Regions from separate parts of the Homo sapiens genome. Here regions 2 and 3 are each linked to region 1. The links are chromatin contacts, found by Hi-C or POLR2A ChIA-PET in ENCODE. All regions are on one chromosome and are shown on one strand. The core of a region is the stretch at or near the end of the contact, and the rest is flanking DNA. Distances in the headings are between cores, read along the strand shown. Region 1 has its middle 74 kb from the start of ETAA1. Region 2 has its middle 20 kb from the start of LINC01812. Region 3 holds the start of LINC01797 (long intergenic non-protein coding RNA 1797).

What was found. A loop is a pair of places that touch in the nucleus more often than their neighbours do. ChIA-PET counts read pairs that join two places held with the same protein, here RNA polymerase II (POLR2A). Pooled maps may share reads with other maps.
Region 2: a loop to region 1 is called in a map of adrenal gland, with 4 times the contacts of the local background. The contact joins two enhancer-like sites. A Hi-C loop is called at or near these places in 13 of 168 maps with a recorded cell type or tissue (Caco-2, Calu3, HepG2 and 10 more), 2 of 37 single-sample maps with no recorded cell type and 18 of 50 pooled maps. POLR2A ChIA-PET finds 5 or more read pairs at or near these places in 1 of 52 experiments (H1).
Region 3: a loop to region 1 is called in a pooled map, with 2.4 times the contacts of the local background. The contact joins the promoter of LINC01797 here to the enhancer-like site in region 1. A Hi-C loop is called at or near these places in 1 of 168 maps with a recorded cell type or tissue (sigmoid colon) and 4 of 50 pooled maps. POLR2A ChIA-PET finds 5 or more read pairs at or near these places in 1 of 52 experiments (PC-9).

The regions. Positions count from the first base shown.
Region 1 is chr2:67,320,884-67,324,974 of GRCh38, forward strand. No RefSeq gene overlaps it. Among named protein-coding and RNA genes, the nearest start is that of ETAA1, 74 kb to the right of the region's middle. Within about 2 kb of position 1,933, at least 8 of the 41 ENCODE cell types and tissues checked have a DNase peak (open chromatin) inside an H3K27ac peak, as active enhancers do; they include adrenal gland, where a contact is called at or near this core.
Region 2 is chr2:67,843,667-67,847,929 of GRCh38, forward strand. No RefSeq gene overlaps it. Among named protein-coding and RNA genes, the nearest start is that of LINC01812, 20 kb to the left of the region's middle. Within about 2 kb of position 2,830, at least 13 of the 41 ENCODE cell types and tissues checked have a DNase peak (open chromatin) inside an H3K27ac peak, as active enhancers do; they include adrenal gland, where a contact is called at or near this core.
Region 3 is chr2:66,701,353-66,705,520 of GRCh38, forward strand. LINC01797 (long intergenic non-protein coding RNA 1797) reads right to left here and starts at 1,875. Exons shown (of 3, transcript NR_110265.1): 1 at 1,766-1,875.

The sequences.
Region 1 (4,091 bases), core at 683-3,182:
TATGATGAATTGGGTAAGTTAGGCAATATATTTTAACTAAAACCACTTTGGATTTTGACAAGGAATTCAAACTTTTCAACTGTGCTGTGTTGCTGCATAAGCAGCCTGTAAAAAGAATAATCACCTCAATTTTTTCAACTTCCTGGAATCATTCAAAACAGAGTAGTTAAGGATTGCTTCATTTGGAAGTAATAAGTTCCAAAACGGTCTGCCGCAGTATAGTTTAATTACTGGTCTCAATTCTCAACCTTCTAGATTTTCTTAACTATCCTTTTTTTGTTTTCAAACAAAAAATGTACAAACTTAAAATTCTATTGGCAGCCTAGTTTATCAAAAAAAGTTAGCTGCTTTATTTAACTTAGTCTATGATTTTATGAAATGCCATCAAATTCAAGTCAAGGGTATATTAGGGATCAAATAATTTTGGAAGCCAAAAGTGCATTTCCCTAGATGGTTTCTTCCAGCCGATGTTATTATTAGTCTGAGATCATGTAACAGCTTTTGTTTTCCAAATCTGTTCCTTTCAGTGAAGTCTATTTCTTTGCATAGTTTAAAAACAAAGGATAAACATTCCTTATGGGGCACTGGAAGGAGAAGCAATTCATGTGAATTTGATAAAACATAATGTACTGGACTGACAGTAAAAAGGCTTTGCTTGTTTGATTGTTGACTGGTTTTGTCTTTAAATAATGGTCTTCTTTTGGCATTTAATGTATATTTGGTCACAATAAACATAATTTATGAATATTTTAACACATGCATACTCAGTGGGGTGGATTATCATACTGATATAAATAGAATTAATGAGCAGTCAACCCGCCACATGCCACGACATATGACGGGGCAGCCAGTGCACAGAAATAATCCTCATAGTTTCATAATAAAGCTTTTCTCTTAGTTCAACTTTTTAAAACTACTTACAGTCTTATGTCCCCTTTCTGTTGGAGTATGGTTCACCAACCTGTGAAACAAGATTAAGATTTTACTACAAGAATCTATTTCTTTGGCATTCAAAAAAACAATTTTCTTGCTTTCTCTAAAACAAAATAAATATATTTGAACAAACTAACTCTACTAGGCCAAATTTCAGGGAATAGGTTATAGACAGACAAGACATATGTCTACTAGAAAAAAATTGTTATATTCTTTTCTTTTCTTTTTATGACAATAACATGATTATGCTCAATTGCTGCTACCAGATCTTTACAAGAACAAAAACTTTCTAAATAGTTCTACATTCTAAAACAGATCCGATGGGCATATCGCCTGGATAAAATTATTCTGGAAAAAAAAATCTTCTTAGCCAGTTATCTGCTCTCCTTGAACACAAAGCAACAATCTGTTAAGCGTGCCTAATAAGATTTTTTTTAAAGGAAAGAACTCAGTAGTATAAAGCCACCTCTTCAAATGGTAGGTATTGGGGGGGAGACATGGGCATGCAAAATCTTCAATTTAGCCATGCTTTATTCAACAAATAATTATTTTTGTGAAGAGACAAATTGAAATTTAAGATTAACCTTCATTTGCCTTATTTCCACAGTTTGATTACAGGCAAAAGTGGGAAAAAATAAAATTAGCATGTGCACTGCATTGTCCAGATGATCTGGCAGGAGGAGAGCCTTGGCAGAGATATACTATGACTTTTTACAAATGCAGATGGCAGTGTTGCAGCCTTTATTCCTCTTATCTTTCATTTTCAAAGGGAACACTCGAAGCTTTTTGCCACCACCCTCCTCTACTCCTATCCTCACATGTAAAAACACTGTATCCCCAAATCAAAGCTCTTTCCTAAAACAGGCAAGCCCCAGGATGCATCAGGGAAGGGACAGACTGTGACACCATGCTCCTGGTCATCTGTGAGAGAAGTGCACTGTGCTATGTGGGCCAGGGCCTGGTGAACTTGCCCAGAGTGACTCCCTTGGGGAATCCAGCCCTTTCACCAGCAAAGAAAATGGGCACCACCTAGTGCTTTTTCAACGCAAAGGCTGTTTGTGCTCATGTGGACAAGAGTGGGCATGCGTTGGCTGACCTTTACAAAGGAAAAAAAAAAAAGGAGTCAGGTGGCTTTAACCCCTATGCCAACTGAAAGAAGAAGCAAGTGACAATCTTAAGACAAAGGAATTCAGTGCTTCCAAATTATAGATTTCTTTGGTTTTTTTTTTTTTATAATTATTGGTCTGTTCATGAGAAATAACATCTTTACTTACCAAGACACTAATTTCCTCTGTATCACCTTTTTGCCTCCTCATGTCCTCTGAGGTTAATTTGTAAGAATTTCTAAGAATTTTCATTTGGTCCAAAGTGACATAGCAGAACCAGCGCTGGCCCACCCCCACCCCCAAAATCTATTCTAACAAGCAGTCTCTCTGGAGTTCTCCTAACACAACAAATAGCTTTTATGAAAAATGATGTGTAGCACAAAATCTTTTGCAGTGCAATAAGATCAAGTTAACCACTCATGCCTCTAGGAAAAAGCCTAGGAAGTTTTATCTGATTGGCAAAATGGACCCAGATATGAGTTCAAGGATTGAGTACAGTTTGATGAAATTTCATAGCAATGAAGTCTGATTATCTGAATGATTGCTTAAGCCTTTTAAAACATAACTCGAGGAAGCACTAGATTTTTCATTGGGAAAACAGATGGTCTTGTAGGGAATCGTAGAACCACCATCTCATGCTGTTTACTTTTTCTGTAATACTTTGCCTAGAATTACTCTCACCACTATTGCTTTTTAAAAATAATAATGATTTCTTCATTGCTAAAAGGTAGATCTTTCTGCAATAAAATTAGAAATCTTAGTGGAGGGCAAGGTGAAGGGCAGAAATGGGAAAAATGAGTAACCTGCTATACCTAACTGGATTAACAAGGACCTGTAACATATCCAGGAACTAACTGGCTGGCTCTGAACTCATTAGGGATCTGCTTATCTGTTATGCTGTACAACAGAATCCAGACAAAAAACAGACTGTGAAGAAACGGATTAAAAATGATTGTAACTTCTCTAAGAGTTCAGTATCTGTGCTAAGCAACTTTGTAGAAGGACTGAAGAAAACAAAGCCCAAGATTCTGAACTTCACTCCACTGCCTATCCCCAAGTTCTGCCGTTATAAGATCGCAATAACGCTACTTAGATATAGAACTTTGCAACTGTTTTATGAACTAACCTAAAAAGTCAAACGCACTCTCATCTCTTGGTCATTTTATTGCTGTAATTTATGATATTAAATAAGTGATTTGTTTAAAATAAATTTTAAAATTTATACCAAGGAGGAAAAATAATCTTAAAATGGGTTTGTTCTATGAGGAGCAAGAAAAAAAAAATGTGTAGTGAACTGATCTCTTTGAGATTTCACTGGCACAAAATATATCCCTTTAAGCTTAACACTAAATAGGTGATCTTGTCTTGACAGATTTAAGATGAACATGAATTGATTAGCTGAAGCCATCAGGTGTGGCTGAGCCTGTCTTTTTCCAAATATGTACCTACAGGATAATGGAAGGAGGTAGCTGTTGTCATCACCTTTTTAAGTGAAAGCAGTGTTATGTTTTGTATTCAAGTCGAATTCCCCAACTCTTCATATCACCACCATTCTGGTCAGCCTGTTAAGGGAAGAAAAACAACAACAACATTTTCTTTTTTTCTTCCCTGCCCACCCAGCCCCCCTTTTCCACTGCCTGCCTTGCCCTGAATGCTATAGTTCACAGCGAAACCCTCTGGTAATGACAGCCCTGAAGTGATAATGTACTTTCCTGCCTTCCTGTTAACGGTAGCATAATCCCGCCATGTGTGCCAGCCCCGTGGCAGAAGGATGCGTTCATATTTTCTGGAGGTAAAAGGGACCGGTTCAATTTACAGGCTTGACTACCTCAGCAGTTTCACTAAGTTCTGGTACATAAATGGATGTTTTATTAAAGAAGAAAAGGAAGGGGGAAGGGAAGGAGGAGGAAGACGAAGAAGAAGAAAAGAAGAGAAGGAAAGGAGGTGGGAAGGAGAATTCGTCTTTTTCTGCTCAATATTATGTCAGTGAAACCAAATAATGTGTCTCGGTTCCTCCCCCTGAGCATTCCACCCGGGTAAAAAAGGAACTAA
Region 2 (4,263 bases), core at 1,580-4,079, 520 kb after region 1:
TTTTTAGAGTGTCAATAATTTAAAGGGGAAAAATGTTTTTCAGAGAGATTCCATTGCTTCAGAATCATAAATGGAATTATACCATGTTTCAACCTGACAGCCCCACATGTCAGCAGGAGAGAACAGCTAAAACTTTTGTCAACATCCAAATCCATTATTTTATTATTAAGCTACATGGATTTGCACCTCACCAAGGGATATCTATTCCCAATTCCATTTGTTCTAGGCTGTATTAGTAACCAAGTTAGCACATTCAGAAAGAAAGAGAGAAAGACAAAGAGACCGAGACAGAGAGAGTGAGGAAGGAAGGAAGGAAGGAAGGAAGGAAGGAAGGAAGGAAGGAAAGAAGGAAGGAAGGGAGGGAGGGAGGAAGGGAGGGAGGGAGGGAGGGAGGGAGGGAGGGAGGAGGGAAAGAAAGAGGGGAGAGAGATTTATTACAAGAATTCTTGTAGGGTGGGGTGTCTCTCCAAATTCAAAGCCAAAAATATGCAGCCAGACTTGAGAAATGGCTGAATGACTGAAACTACGGGAAGGAAAATAATTAGAAACCCAGGAAACAATTTTTCTGCTGCATTCTCTCTCCCTCCCTCCCTCTCTTTCCCTCCCTCTCTCCCTTTCTTTCTCTCTCTTCCTTTCTCTTTCTTGCCTTTCTCCCTTTCTCTCTCCTCTCTCCCTTTTCTCTCTCTCCTGTCTCCTTCTCTCCCTTTCTCTCTCCTTTCCTCTCTCCCCCCACCTCTTCCTCTCCTCCACCTCCCCATTCTCCCACCTCTCTTCCTCTATCTCTATGACAGCACATGGCTCAGTCTGTTCCAAGTGTCCACACATGGTCCCATCAGACATGGGTTGGAGAGTGGGGTCACAGTCATGTGCCCAAACACGGCCATTACTCTCACAGATTGAGAAGTTCTGGCCATCGAACTGAGCAGACTTCTGAAAAGATACTGACCACATTAACAATTTCAAGCTATTGGAGGATGAGGACATAGTATATAAATTAGAAATTACTCTACAACTAAGGGTATCTTACCCATATCTAGACCATGGCAATTAGGAATTTATTCAATGTATTACACATTGAAACATTATAATGGTGACTACAAGTTGCATTTAACATATGAATATATCCCAGAATCAGCCTTATAAGAAGGAGCAGGTAATATTTGTGTGGAGATATTTGAGGGAGCCCATGAACGGGAAAGGATTGTCCTGAACAAATAAGAAGGGCTAGAGGGGAGTGAAAGTGCGAAGAAACCACTATAAAAGGAGGTAACCGTCATAGTCTGAAAAGTAAGCTACTTTATTTTAAAATCCTTCTGGGAAACTACCATGCTATTATGTGTCAAAAAGCCGTAAGTAATCATAGCCTGCAGATTTATCTCAATATTTCTCCAAAAAGGAAATAATGTATGGTATGAAGATATTCATTGTAGTATTTTATGATAATGAAAAATCCTAAACATTCTGAGTACCCAAGGATAAGGATACAGATTAGCAAATTATGGTATATCCACTTAGAAGATTGTACATTCACTGAAAATGATCATTATAAAAATTAGGTGGCAAGTTGGAGAAAATGCCCATCAAAAAATACTAACCTAAAAAAAAGCAAGTTATGAAATTATATGAATGTTAACATTAAATGTATATTAAATATGTTTCTGTGGAACAAATAAGAAATCCTTATAATTGAAAATATTTGTATGACAGTCTCTATTTTAGCGACTTTGTATGGCAGTACCATAGTATTTAGAAAATTATTTTCTAATTTACAAGCAGTGAGCCCTGCTGGTTCCTCATCTTCAGCCTTCAGTCTTCACCTAGCATACGTCTTTTGCTCAGAAATGTAACTTCCAGTAACAAGCTGAAATTCCTGCTTCCCAGGAAAACCCACTGAAACCCAAACTCTCAGGGCAACATCTCCTCCTCCACTACAAGCCGTCTGCCTCTATGTCCATCCTACCTGAGGACAACTTGGACCGTTCAGAAACCAAAATGGATGGATTCCTGGAAGCTCCAACCCAACTAAGAAAGAAGCCAGACACCCCCAGCAGCAGATGGTTTAGTCTTACAGTTTTTATTTATTTTCTCTACACACCAGGAGAGGTTAGCTGATCAACTGGTGAGGAAGAGGGGGTGGGGGCTGGCCTTCTCTGCTTAAGAAAATGTCTGTTTGGCAGTGTGGCATTCACACGGGCGAAATGTCACATCTTTTATGCCACCGGTCCAGGGGAAGCCCTGCCAGGGGAGTTTTTATCAGTGTAATTAACACAAAGGCCCCCTTCTGTCTTAAAAACACAAGCCTTGGGGACACCGTAAGATGAACTGGCCATTGTTTCTGCACAGCACAAAAACTCCTTCCCCACTCCCACCCCTCCATCCCATTTATGGGGTTTCATTAAGGCCCACGGGTGTCCCTAACTTATTTATTTAGGAAACACTGTTATTGTCTTAATGTAAACAGAACTCAAGATCAGTTGACAGTTGGAATGGTCCAGCAAAAAGGTTTTCAAAGGCGCCTCCTTGGAAAGGGGTCTCTCCATTCAGCCCCCAGTTCCTGTATCATACTGCCAGCACTGTTCACAAAATAAACAAATGTTTGTTTTACAACATGGCAAAGGGGGCTCCCATTCAACGCTGGCCAGATATGAAAACAAACTTTCACATATAAGGGCTTTTGATACACATGACTTACTTGGATGACAAGGGGCTCGGCTGGGGAGTGCTTAAAGCTTATTAATATTGCACAAAAGACTTTTGTTTATCATTTCGCCGGACTGCCTGGGAATCACAAGACTCAAGCCGCCACCCGGCTGGTGTCCTCGCATTTCAGCAGCCGTAACGTGTGGAGATTGCGAAAGCACTGCTGGTTTGAAGCCAAAAACAACCTCTCCACAGACCCAGGTGAAAGAACTCCAAACTGCCGGCCTCTGAGAACCAGACTTGGAATTTATTAAGAGTAAAGGGCCAAGAGCTCCCCCTACGGGTAGAAAAAAAAATGGATGCCTTGAACCTGCCTGTTTGCAAGGGGGTAACTTCCAGAAAACGTGGAACCCACAGCCTGACATTTCTTCTAGGGACATTTCTTCTTCTATTCAAAAAGCCTGGGTCTCTGGAGAACAACTTTTCCTTTTTCTAGTTGACCAGCTCTATTCCCAGAACGTCTAACGAGACATTAGCACTCTAAAACACTCATGATCAAAAATCAGTCCTTTAAAAAATAATAATAATAATCAGTTATTTAGGCACTGGTTTGTTAAACTGGGAAGGGAATAGAGTAAATCAGATACGATCTCTGCCCTCTAGACTTACTCTGTCCAATACAGGAGTCACCAGCCACGAGTGGCTATTGGCCACTTAAAATGTGGCTAGTCCAAATTGGGATATTCTGTAAAAAAAAAAAAAAAAAAAAAAAAAAAAATGTATAAAATATCTCATTGATTTTTCACATTGACCACATGTTGAAATGATAGTATTTGGGATAAATTGGGGTAAATTAAATATATTAAAGTCAATTTCACCTTTTTTAATGTGGCTGCTAGAAAATTTTAAATTATGCATCATACACATTAGATCATATTTCTACTGGACAGTGCTGTCTAGACAGTTATATAATTATTAAGGCTTGTAAAAAATAGTGAAATCTTTAGCCCATGATATTAGTGATTTGTGCCAGCTGAGTTGATTTTTTTCTTAAGTACATTTATTCAATTCATTTACCAGAATCTCCTGAAAAAAGGGGAAAGTTAAAAAAAAAAAAATACACACACACTATGGCAGGCTTCCCTGCAAATTTTAGTTTGTTTTATTTAAATCTCAGCAAAATGGAAGTAAAGACTAGGGTTTGGGTTAAGGTCACATATGTTGAAAAAAAAAAAAAAGGTTTCAAAAGGAAATATGTATTTTATCTTTACAAACCCCTTCCTTCTGGCTATACTCTTTGTGTATTTAACTACAAGTAATTCCAAGAGGAAAAAATTCCTTCTACCAGAACCATCTTGCAAATTTGTTTTCAGGTCATTAGACAGAAGACATTTACTTTTTCCCTCCTCTCACAACTTCACCTACCTACTCAATCCCGGTTTTTAAGCAAATTTGGGATATGTAAGATAAATAGGATTATGTGAGTAATATGTGGCCCTAAATATAGTCAGACCACCAACTTACCATAGCATTTAGACAACCCACTGAAAACTCACTAATGGTGGCAACGTTGCCATCCTAATTTCTGAATTCAGTTTAAATTGCACCAGCAGCTGCCTTTGA
Region 3 (4,168 bases), core at 625-3,124, 620 kb before region 1:
CACACAGGTCCACTTAGAATGGACTGTAATAACACTCTTTATTATCCACAACATATTTTAGTTGAAACAAAATGTTCCAGTCACACAATATCATCACCGTAGTAGATCATTATAGCTTTAACAGATGACATCATGGGAACACAGTTGCTTTATATTGAAATGAGTAAAAAGAAGCAATTTGATGATATTTCACAAATTTTCTAATCACAGCCTCAGCCATGTATATTACACGTTTTTGCTCCATTGTAATGTAAATTGATTTGTGGAGGATTCACTTACTGTCTTATCCTAGTTGCTTTGTTTTTGAGTTCTCTATTGAATATTGTAGACTTTACATATGATGCTAGATTATTTCTGATGTAGTCAGTTGGTAGGTAAGGGTTTTCCCACATGAACTCAAGTTTTTCCAGTAAGTAGATCATTTGAGAATGGCTCCAAATAAAAGTGGTGCTTTCACATTTTGCTGGTACACAAACATATGGCCCTGAGGAAGACGGATTCATTTTGGGGTGCTAAGCACTGCTCAAGATGTAAGTGCTTTTTATTTCCCATTTGAACTGGTGCATGCACCTTACAGATGGACCAGTTGCTTTACATACTGGTGGCCCATTTACAAAGCAGCCCTGTTTGAAAACAGATGCTTTCAAGTGGGTCACCAGGCTCTAAGAAAAATATTTAAACCCTTAATTATTGGCTTTTGGTCGTCTATGGCAATGTGTTCTCATTTAAACATAGAGCAGGGGATTTTTCTTCTATAACCAATTACAGTTTAAAAAATGCAACGAATCTTGCTTCACACAAGGAGCTTAACTTGTGGTTGGAGAAATTTTCCAACTTATTAAATGTTGTTTATATCCTCATTTTTGTCTTCCCAAAGCATTTTATAACTCCCTCTGTAACTGACTTATCAATTTTCTTTCTGACCTTTCATATTAAATTTAACCACACCCCCACCCCCAAACCCAGAGCCTCCAAGCAACTAGCCTAGAGCAAAAATATACAATTTACTCTCTCCATATCTCCACCGACGTCTTTCGTTTTTCTTGTACTCTAATCTAATCGGTAATTCGTAAGCTTTGGCCAAATAGTTAAAAATGTTAAGTGCTAGCAAAGCCTTTTACCTCCCCCTCAGATCTGTCTCTGTTTATGGAATGGGTCCCAGTTTCCTCCTCTTCTCCTTCAGCCTGGGGTCTTCAGGTCAGAACACAGTAAATACACACAGCCCTTGCTGGACCCATAAATCTGAGCAAAGGGCAGGCCTATATATTCAGATAAGCAGGGGCAGAGATAGGGGCTTGAAAGGAGGGAGAACTAGCGGAGTCTGAGGCTCTGCAGCCCTGTTCAGAGAACTGAACTCAAAAGACCAAGAATCCTTAGTGCAGAAGGAGGAATTTTGCCTTGAAACATCTCCCCTTATTTCTAATGGATGAGATTGGCACTGCTTCCTCTTCGTTTATTTTATTTTTTCCACGTTGCTTATATTCACATCCTTACCAAATGTATTATCTTAAAGGCAATCAAGTTAAACAATAAATTTAATTTATTTCCAATGTCTTTTTTTCTTAAGTGTGTTTGTGTTTTGACCTGTGTGTGTGTGTGTATATCAGTGATATGAACTGAAGTCATTTTACTAGAAAGTCTTCTCTACTGTAATTTTTCAGTCCCAAAGTTTTTGACTGTATAACTGTATTCTTACTGACCACATTGAATCCCCAAGAAAAATACCTCTAAAGGAGGAATGACAAAGTGACAAATAAATGCTTACATATCCTTCAGTCTTCCAGGCTTCTATTTTATTCCTGGGTTCAAATATTTTCTGTTGGATTTTCACTTCTTGAAATTTTCAGTGACTCCTGGAAGACCACCCTTCTTGGGGGATGTACCCATTGTGACCACAGATAATGTCACCATGGAAAATCCTGGGCAAGATGACCATGGCTGAGAAGGTCCTTTCTATCACACTTGACAGAATCACTGCCTGATTCTTCTTTAGATGCAATGAGTCACACCACAGATTCGTCTGGGTCATTTCAGACTCCAGGAAAATGTGTCACTCGATTTGTTTCCGAGCAATGTTTTGTATTTTATTGTATACATGTATATCTAATTGTAATCTGATTTCTCTAGGTTATTCTTTTTGGCTAATAGAGAATAGATTTTTAAAAAATGCTAATTCATGTTCCTCAAAAGGGGCTTCTTTTTTTCTTTTCCTCGGTTGAAAAGTTAGTGATAATTCCAGGTAATTAAGAACATTTTATGGAAAAAAATTGCCAAGAAAGTAATTGGGCTGGGAGCCCAGTGTGTTACACCTACACTAGAGCCTCATTTTTGACAAATCTCTGAAATGATAACAATAATGATAATAATCATTATGTATCGTTTATCAAGCACTTACTTTTGGTAAGCAATGTACTAGGAACTTAAGATATATATTAATTTTTGTCTTTACAAGTGGTAAGTGATGTACTACTCTATAGTCTCAATCTTATAAATGAAAAAAACCCTCCGATTTGAAAAGTAAAGAAACTTAATCCAGAACACACATGGAAGCCCAGAATTTGAAAGTGGTTTTGGCTGCAGAGGGCTGTCTTCTGAGCTGCCTCTCCATAGCCTCAGGTTCTGCATCTTCAGGATGAGTGTCTTGGGTGGGAGGGTGTCTATGTAGTGGTGATCTTCCATGGCCAGTTGATTTTCTCCCGCCCCTACTCTCCTGAGCCTAGCCTTGGCATTTTCAATAGCTCTCTGGCATCTGGGCCTGTCTCTCAAAGACCTTCTGGACCACATGTCTGAAACGGAACTCACTGATTCTCTAGCTGCCATGTCTCTACTCTGTGATCCATGTGATGTTTAATGGGAGGGAGTACCCTCGATTCTGTAGTCCGAACTTAAGGCTCTCTAACTACCTACCTTTTTTCACCTGTCATGATTATTATCCAACCTGGCAGAGAAGTGACCTGTGCAGGAGGCATTACAGTCTGACCACCTGGGTTTGAACCCTGACTTCCCTGTTTACCAGCTGTGCAGTGCTGGACAAGTTACTTTACTCCTCTGCGCCTTGATTTTTTTTCATCTGTAAAATGGAGTCTAAAATATTATTTATTTTATAAGGTTGTCTAGTTCAGATTGTTGGTAATGTTTGACAGAACTATTAAAATAGCCTTCAGGCTGCTGTTTCTGCAGTGAGGCTCCTCCTTCCATAATCCAGCCCCTCTGGATTACAGAATAAAATAAATAATAAACATGATAATTTCCTGCTTAAAAATCTTTAAGACTCCCTATTGCCCTCAGGTCGAACTATTGAATCAGGAAAAGGCTTTCATTATTTTCCTCCAACTGCCCTTTCCAGAGTCATTTTCCACCATGACCCTCTAAGCAATTTCCACTCTAGCAGCAAAAAATTATACATATGATGTTCTTTTATTTCTCCAGACTTTTGACTGTGCTGTGCTCTCTCTATCAGGAATGCCCTTCCTTTCAATTTCCATGTAGCAAAAGTACATTTATCTTGCATGGCTCAGTTCAAAAGACACTTTTTTTTTAAAGGCAGCATAAATTGAGACAGTCACTTCTAGAATGCATTCCTCTGTTTTAGAACCTAGTATGTTGATAACAATCATATGCATGGTAATTATTTGTCTACCACTAGGCTGTGGACTGCTGTGGGGAGGGACTATGTTTTTTTAAACTTAATATCTTTTGTTCTAGGGCCTCACATGTAGTGGGAGCCTCCCAAATTTAGATTAATATATAAAATATCTTTCCTCACTCCTAAAAATGACTTAGAGCAAATGTGAATCAAATGACTGTAATGTTGTTAACTAGTTGAATTAACTCCTGTTAGCTTAAGATAATAAAGGCAGTGAACTTGTAACAAAATTAAATTAAAAACTGAAGTGCAATTATAGTGTTCTTACTGTCTCCAAGATAAAACCATGATACATTTTTTTCCTAGCACACGTTACATTTTTTCTGACATCATAAGAAAATCTGAGAACAGAAATCCTTTCAAGCATTTCGTTTGATAGAGAACATCTATATTCCATACAGCATTCCATTAGGAAAGGAGCCTGCTTTTCTCTTATCTGTCCTTACTCTAAACGTAATATCTTATGGGAGACAGTATATTAGCGGTTAAGATCATAAGCTCTGGATCTGGAATGTCTGGGTT